Linked DNA regions of Homo sapiens: region 2 is linked to region 1. A link is a contact called in ENCODE Hi-C or POLR2A ChIA-PET data. All regions are on one chromosome and are shown on one strand. Each heading gives the region's core, a stretch centred on a gene start or an enhancer-like site at or near the end of the contact. The rest is flanking DNA. Distances are from core to core; before and after follow the strand shown. Region 1 has its middle 54 kb from the start of LINC00910. Region 2 holds the start of NBR2 (neighbor of BRCA1 lncRNA 2).

Evidence for each region. A loop is a pair of places that touch in the nucleus more often than their neighbours do. ChIA-PET counts read pairs that join two places held with the same protein, here RNA polymerase II (POLR2A). Pooled maps may share reads with other maps.
Region 2: a map of CD8-positive, alpha-beta T cell shows a loop between it and region 1 (6-fold over the local background). The contact joins the promoter of NBR2 here to the enhancer-like site in region 1. A Hi-C loop is called at or near these places in 3 of 168 maps with a recorded cell type or tissue (CD4-positive, alpha-beta T cell and CD8-positive, alpha-beta T cell), 1 of 37 single-sample maps with no recorded cell type and 8 of 50 pooled maps. POLR2A ChIA-PET finds 5 or more read pairs at or near these places in 6 of 52 experiments (GM12878, H1, PC-9 and 3 more).

The regions. Positions count from the first base shown.
Region 1 is chr17:43,332,386-43,336,442 of GRCh38, reverse strand. No RefSeq gene overlaps it. Among named protein-coding and RNA genes, the nearest start is that of LINC00910, 54 kb to the left of the region's middle. Within about 2 kb of position 2,087, at least 12 of the 41 ENCODE cell types and tissues checked have a DNase peak (open chromatin) inside an H3K27ac peak, as active enhancers do.
Region 2 is chr17:43,124,307-43,128,363 of GRCh38, reverse strand. It overlaps NBR2 (neighbor of BRCA1 lncRNA 2), which reads right to left and starts at 2,807. Exons shown (of 8, transcript NR_138145.1): 1 at 2,594-2,807. BRCA1 (BRCA1 DNA repair associated) reads left to right here and starts at 3,000. Exons shown (of 23, transcript NM_007294.4): 1 at 3,000-3,093. RefSeq lists enhancers at 808-1,621, 2,550-2,639, 2,769-2,793, 2,690-2,819, 2,926-2,948, silencers at 1,628-1,645, 3,669-3,704, cis regulatory regions at 1,670-1,699, 2,050-2,079, 2,756-2,764, 2,926-2,948 and promoters at 2,749-3,015, 1,259-3,015.

The sequences.
Region 1 (4,057 bases), core at 838-3,337:
TAGGGAGGGGGTAAGGATACCGTTTCTTTACACCACCCTTGGGAGTCTTCTCCCTCTATTCATATAGTCAATGAAATCCTTAAAGGAATCCTTAAGAGAACGAAGAGATTCATCTTTACTCTTATTGCAGTCATTGCAGGATTAATTGCTGTCACTGCCACAGCAATGGCAGCTGGAGTTGCTATCCACAACTCTGTTCAGACCACTCAATATGTGGAAGTGTGGCAAAAAAACAAACAAACAAACAAAAACTCCACCAGACTCTGGAATTCTCAGGCTCAAGTTGATCAAATTTGGCTAATCAAATTAATGATCTCCACCAGAGTGTGATATGGCTGGGAGATAGAGTTATGAATTTGCAACACCGTATGCAATTACAATGTGATTGGAATAATTCTGATTATTGCATAATGCCTTATGCTTATAAAAAAGATCAGCATAGCTGGGAAAAAGTCATGAGACATTCAAAGCCTGGGATGATAATCTAACTTAAGATATTTCAAAACTGAAAGAGCAAATTTTGGGGGCCTCACAGGCTCACTTAACTACCGTTCCTGGCTCTCATATTTTTGAGGAAATCACCAAAGTATTATCCGATCTTAATCTTTTTAAACGGATCAAACCCCTTAGAGGTTCACTATTGTCACTAGCATTACTGATATTGGTGTGTTTATGTTGTCTGCTTTTAGTATGCAGATGTCTTCAGGGAGTCCGATGAAAAGCCCAAAGTCAACAAGCAATGATGGCAATGATGATCCTAGTCAATAAAAAGAGGGGAGATTTGGGCAGCTGTGGACGAAGGATTACCCAGGTGCCAAGACAGGAGACTGAAGGCACAAACTGTAGCAGTATAATAAAGAAAATAGTTAGAATAAAGAATACTTACAATACAAATTAGATATAGAGATGATCATGGACAATTATCAATCAATAATGTATAAACATTATTAATCATTAGCTTTTAATATTAGTCTTTGTTGCATTACTAATATAACCTAGGAATAATTGATGGGTGTAGGATCATGTACTGAAGGGACATTGTGAGAAGTGACCTAGAAAGCAAGAGGTGAGCCCTCTGTCATGCCCACATAAGGGCCGGTTGAGGGCTCCTTGGCCAAGCAGTAATGCCAGTGCCTGGGAAGGCACCCGTTACTTAGCAGACCAAGAAAGGGAGTCTCCCTGTTCTTGGAGGAGTCAGGAAACACTCTGCTTCACCACCTCCTTGTGGGAGGCTTTATATTATCCAGGCCTGCCCTGCAGTCATCTGGAGGCCTAAACCCCTCCCCGTGGTGCTGTGCTTCAGTGGTCATGCTCCTTGTCCACTTTCATGTTCCTCCTGTACTCCTGGTTCCTCTTTGAAGTTCATAGTAGATAGTGGTAGAAGAAATAGTGAAAGTCTTAAAATCTTTGAACTTTCTTATAAGTGCCTAGAAGAAAACACTGATGTATGCTGCCTTTCCTCTCTGCTTCAGCTACCTAAAAGGGAAGGGCCCCCTGTCCCATGATCATGTGACTTGCTTGAGCTTATCAATCACTTGGACGTCTCACCCTCCTTACTCTTCCCCCTTTGTCTTGTATGTAATAAATATCAGCGAGCCCAGCCATTCCGGGCCCCTACTGGTCTCTGCGTCTTGGTGGTAATGGTCCCCTGGGCCCAGCTGTTTTCTCTTTATCTCTTTGTCTTGTGTCTTTATCTCTTATAATCTCTCATCTCCATACATGGGTAGAACACCCACTAAACCCTGTAGGGCTGGACCCTACAGGCGGCAAGCTACCCAGGTGCTGAGGCAAGAGACCGAAGGCACAAGATGTTCCAGTATAATAAAATATATAGAATAAGAATAGTTATACTAGAAATAGAATACAGATATGATCATATATGAATATTAATCATTAGTTTGTAGATTTACTCTTTATTCCAATATTATAATAATATCTGTTTTACAATTATAACCTAGAAAAAATTAGGCCATACAGAGATAGGAGCTGAAAGGACACGGTGAGAAGTGACCGGAAGACAAGAGTGTGAGCCCTCTGTCATGCCCGGACAGGGCCACTAGAGGGCTCCTTGGTCTAGCGGTAACGCCAGTGCCTGGGGAGGCACCCGTTACTTAGCAGACTGGTCTAGTGGTAGCGCCAGTGCCTGGGAAGGCACCCGTTACTTAGCAGACCAGGAAAGGGAGAGAGTTAGAGAAGACTCTGCTCCACCACCTCTTGTGGAAGATCTTTGTCAGGCCCACCCGCAGCCATGCCCACAGCCATCTGGAGGCCTAAACGTCTCCCTGTGATGCTGTGCTTCAGTGGTCACGCTCCTTGTTCATTTTCATGTTCCACTCTGTGCACCTAGCCTGGCCTTCTAGACAGCGGTAGCAGAATTAGTGAAAGTATTAAAGTCTTTGATCTTTCCGAGAAATGCATAGAAGAAATAATGACGTAAGCTGTCCCCTCTCTGTCTCCACCTCAGCTACCAAATAGGGAAGGGCCCCTGTCCAGTGGTCACGTGACTCACGTGACCTTACCTATCATTGGAGATGACCTGCACTCCTTACCCTGCCCCCTTGCCTTGTATACAATAAGTAACAGCACAGCCAGGCATTCGGGGCCACTACCGGTCTCCGCGTCTTGGTGGTAGTGTTCACCCGGGCCCAGCTGTCTTTTATTCTATCTCTTTGTTTTGTGTCTTTATTTCTATGATCTATCATCTCCACACACAAGAGAAAACCCCAAAGGCCCTGTAGGGTTGGACCCTACATCTGGCGCCCAACGAGAATTTCTCTCTCGCTGTGTGAAGTTGCACTTTGAGCGTGAAACACAGCAGAGGATTTCAATGACAGATTCCTGAGGATTGAGGTCAATAAGCTTGGTGGTAAGCTTGGGCACTCAGAGTATCCCGGGGACACCAAGGGACAGGCCTGTACTAAGTACTCAGCTTATTTAAATTTTATAAAAACTCTCCTTAAAGAAGGAGTGGTTAAAAGTATCTACTGATAAGTTAATTGAACTGTTTGATGTTGTAGATCTTCTTTGCCCTTGGTTTCCTACTGAGGGAACTTTAGAACTTAAGGATTGGGATGAGATTGGCAGACATTCAAAATTGCTCATAAAGGCGGGCATATTATTCCACCCCCAATTTGGTCAATCTGGGCTTCGGTTCGCTCTGTCCTAGACTCTTTACAGACTCAGGAGGACAACATGGAGACTGATCCCTCTTTCCTCTGAGGAGGCTGAGGAAGTGCTTAGTTCTTTTTCACCTGAGGATACTGCACAGATTGAGGCCATAGTTCTACAGATGGACCTCCACTCTGATATTCCTTTGGTGCCACCACCTACGCCAGAGCCTACCATGCCCCGGTTATCGCTTTATGATGAACTTTTAACTGATCTGAATGAATTTATTTCCCCCAACCAGCAAAATCCAGCTGAAAGATATTATCAACAGCCATCACAGCTGTACCCTCCTACCTTTCCTCAAACTCTCAACTCTCCAGCTATGCAGATAGAAAATGAGATGATGCAGCCTGAAAAAGAGGCTCTAAACTATGTTTTCATGCAGCCTGGTACAGAGGCTCCAATTTCTACACAGCCCGGTGAAGAGGCTCTCAATTCCCTGCCTGGTAATGAGGCCCTGAACCCTATCCCTGTTCAGCCCTGCTGTAGAGCTCTCAACTTCTTGCCTATTCAGCCTGGTAATGAGGCCCTCAACCCTATCTCTGTTCAGCCCCGCTGTGGGGCTCTCAACTTTCTACCAGTTCAGCCCAGTTATGAGGCCCTCAACCCTATCCATATTCAACCTATTTTTCCACCTCTCTCTTCTCGTTCTCTTTTGACAAGTCAGTCTCCCTTGAAGCCTGGACCTCTCTTGGTAAATCAGGCTCCCTTGAAGCCTGGGTCTCTTTCAGAAATCAGGCTCCTTTGAAGCCTGGGTATCTTTTGGCAAATCAGTCTCCCTCGAAGCCTGGGTCTCTTTCGGCAAATCACACTTCCTTGAAGCCTGGGTCTTTTCTGACAAATCAGGCTCCCTTGAAACCTCAGGCTCCCTTGAAGCCTGGTCCACAGT
Region 2 (4,057 bases), core at 1,558-4,057, 210 kb after region 1:
TCGTGGTCTCGCTGGCTTCAGGAGTGAAGCTGCAGACCTTTGCGGTGAGTGTTACAGCTCTTAAGGCGGCATGTCTGGAGTTTGTTCGTTCCTCCCGTCTGGAGTTGTTCATTCCTCCTGGTGGGTTCGTGGTCTCGCTGGCTTCAGGAGTGAAGCTGCAGACCTCTGCGGTCGGTGTTACCAGCAGATAAATGCTATGCGGACCCAAAGAGTGAGCAGCAGCAAGATTTATTGCAAAGAGCACAAGAACAAAGCTTCCACAGCGTGGAAGGAGACCAGAGCGGGTTGCTGCTGCTGGCTCAGGCAGCCTGCATTTTTTTTTTTTTTTTTTTTTTTTTTTGAGATGGAGTCTCCCTCTGTCACCCAGGCTGGAATGCAGTGGTGCAATCTGGGCTCACTGCAAGCTCCGCCTCCCGGGTTCACGCCATTCTCCTGCCTCAACCTCCCCAGTAGAGGGGATTACAGGCACCCACCACCGCACCCAGCTAATATTTTGTCTTTTTAGTAGAGTCGGGGTTTCACTGTGTTAGCCAGGATGGTCTCGATCTCTTGACCTCGTGATCCACCCCTCTAGGCCTCCCAAATTGCTGGGATTACAGGTGTGAGCCACTGGCACCCAGCGGGGCAGCCTGCTTTTATTCCCTTATCTGACCCCACCCACATCCTGTTGATTGGTCCATTTTACAGAGAGCTAATTGGTCCGTTTTGACAGGGTGCTGATTGGTGCATTTACAATCCCTGAGCTAGATATACACAGAGTGCTGATTGGTGCATTTACAATCCTCTAGCTAGACATAAAAATTCTCCAAGTCCCCACTACATTTGCTAGACACAGAGCACTGATTGGTGCGTTTACAAACCTTTAGCTAGACACAGAGTGCTGATTGGTGCATTTGCAAACCTTGAGCTAGACACAGAGCACTGATTGGTGCATTTACAATCCTTTAGCTAGACACAGAAGTTCTCCAAGTGCCCACCAGATTAGCTAGATACAGAGTGCTGATTGGTGCATCCCCAAACCCCAAGCTAGACACAGAGTGCTGACTGGTGCATATAAAATCCTCAGGCTAGACATAAAAGTTTTCCAAGTCCCCATCTGACTCAGGAGCCCAGCTGGCTTCACCTAGTGGATCCTGCGCAGGGCTGTGCCGGGCGCCTGCACTCCTCTCAGCCCTTGGGCAGTCGATGGGACCGGGCGCTGAGGAGCAGGGGGCGGTGCCCGTCGGGGAGGCTCAGGCCACGCTGGAGCTCACAGGGGTTGGGAGGGGGCTCGGGCATGGCGGGCTGCAGGTCCTGAGCCTTGCCCTGTGCAGGGCGGCTGGGGCCCGGTGAGAATTCAAGCGGGGTGCAGGCGGGCCGGCAGTGCTGGGGGACCCGGCGCACCCTCTGCAGCTGCTGGCCCGGGTGCTAGGCCCCTGACTGCCCGGGGCCGGGGGTGCGGGGCCCGCTGAGCCCGCGCCCACCTGGAACTCGCGCTGGCTGGCGAGCGCTGCGCGCAGCCCCAGTTCCCACACCCGCCTCTCCCTCCACACTTCCCCGCAAGCAGAGGGAGCCGGCTCTGGCTTCGGCCAGCCCAGAGAGGGGCCCCCACAGCGCAGTGGCGGGCTGAAGGGCTCCTCCAGCACGGCCAGAATGGACGCCAAGGCCGAGGAGGCGCCGAGAGCGAGCGAGGGCTGCTAGCACGTTGTCACCTCGCATTCTGAACCACAGACTCTCCAACTCTCCGGCGCTTTTCGCCCACTCGGTCCCTCAGAACACGAAGGGCTCTCTCATCCTGTCACTAAAACGATTAGCTGTCCGGAGACACGGAAAAAGTCGCCCCTCTTCTTTGCAGGATTCCTCCCTTGAACTTCTCCAAACCCTCTTAGTGTGACGTGACCCCACCCCTAGCTAACCCAGGCTGCTTCCTTACCAGCTTCCCGCCCCCTGGGGAGGCGGCAATGCAAAGACCGTCCGCTGCCAGCTCTGCCGCTATCTCTGTGGGGTGAATCTAACATGGCGGACAAAGACAGTAACTAGTCCCGTTTCTCCGCGTTTTCGCCAAGAAGATTGGCTCTTACCACTTGTCCCTCAAAACGACCACCCCATTGACTGGTGGCGATTGCGTCGACGGAGACGGGGCAAAAGCAAGCTGAACCCGAAAAATAACAAACACTGGGGCTGAGGGGTGGAACTACGAGTGCGCAGACATGGGCCAGAGCGCATTTCCCCTGCCCCAGGCAAATTCGGCGCTCACTGCGTCCCCGCAGGCCACTGACCTTACAAGACTACTTGCCCCAGACTCCTGGGGCTGGATGGGAATTGTAGTCTCCCTAAAGAGTTGTACGTATCTTTTTAAGGCCTAGTTTCTGCTTTCAAAATACGAAAACATAACACTCCAGTCCATAACTGTTGACAAGTACAAGCGCGCACAGGTCTCCAATCTATCCACTGGATTTCCGTGAGAATTGTGCCCGCTCTGGTATTGGATGTTCCTCTCCATAAGACTACAGTTTCTAAGGAACACTGTGGCGAAGACCTTTCATTCCGCAACGCATGCTGGAAATAATTATTTCCCTCCACCCCCCCAACAATCCTTATTACTTATATTTACCGAAACTGGAGACCTCCATTAGGGCGGAAAGAGTGGGGGATTGGGACCTCTTCTTACGACTGCTTTGGACAATAGGTAGCGATTCTGACCTTCGTACAGCAATTACTGTGATGCAATAAGCCGCAACTGGAAGAGTAGAGGCTAGAGGGCAGGCACTTTATGGCAAACTCAGGTAGAATTCTTCCTCTTCCGTCTCTTTCCTTTTACGTCATCCGGGGGCAGACTGGGTGGCCAATCCAGAGCCCCGAGAGACGCTTGGCTCTTTCTGTCCCTCCCATCCTCTGATTGTACCTTGATTTCGTATTCTGAGAGGCTGCTGCTTAGCGGTAGCCCCTTGGTTTCCGTGGCAACGGAAAAGCGCGGGAATTACAGATAAATTAAAACTGCGACTGCGCGGCGTGAGCTCGCTGAGACTTCCTGGACGGGGGACAGGCTGTGGGGTTTCTCAGATAACTGGGCCCCTGCGCTCAGGAGGCCTTCACCCTCTGCTCTGGGTAAAGGTAGTAGAGTCCCGGGAAAGGGACAGGGGGCCCAAGTGATGCTCTGGGGTACTGGCGTGGGAGAGTGGATTTCCGAAGCTGACAGATGGGTATTCTTTGACGGGGGGTAGGGGCGGAACCTGAGAGGCGTAAGGCGTTGTGAACCCTGGGGAGGGGGGCAGTTTGTAGGTCGCGAGGGAAGCGCTGAGGATCAGGAAGGGGGCACTGAGTGTCCGTGGGGGAATCCTCGTGATAGGAACTGGAATATGCCTTGAGGGGGACACTATGTCTTTAAAAACGTCGGCTGGTCATGAGGTCAGGAGTTCCAGACCAGCCTGACCAACGTGGTGAAACTCCGTCTCTACTAAAAATACAAAAATTAGCCGGGCGTGGTGCCGCTCCAGCTACTCAGGAGGCTGAGGCAGGAGAATCGCTAGAACCCGGGAGGCGGAGGTTGCAGTGAGCCGAGATCGCGCCATTGCACTCCAGCCTGGGCGACAGAGCGAGACTGTCTCAAAACAAAACAAAACAAAACAAAACAAAAAACACCGGCTGGTATGTATGAGAGGATGGGACCTTGTGGAAGAAGAGGTGCCAGGAATATGTCTGGGAAGGGGAGGAGACAGGATTTTGTGGGAGGGAGAACTTAAGAACTGGATCCATTTGCGCCATTGAGAAAGCGCAAGAGGGAAGTAGAGGAGCGTCAGTAGTAACAGATGCTGCCGGCAGGGATGTGCTTGAGGAGGATCCAGAGATGAGAGCAGGTCACTGGGAAAGGTTAGGGGCGGGGAGGCCTTGATTGGTGTTGGTTTGGTCGTTGTTGATTTTGGTTTTATGCAAGAAAAAGAAAACAACCAGAAACATTGGAGAAAGCTAAGGCTACCACCACCTACCCGGTCAGTCACTCCTCTGTAGCTTTCTCTTTCTTGGAGAAAGGAAAAGACCCAAGGGGTTGGCAGCAATATGTGAAAAAATTCAGAATTTA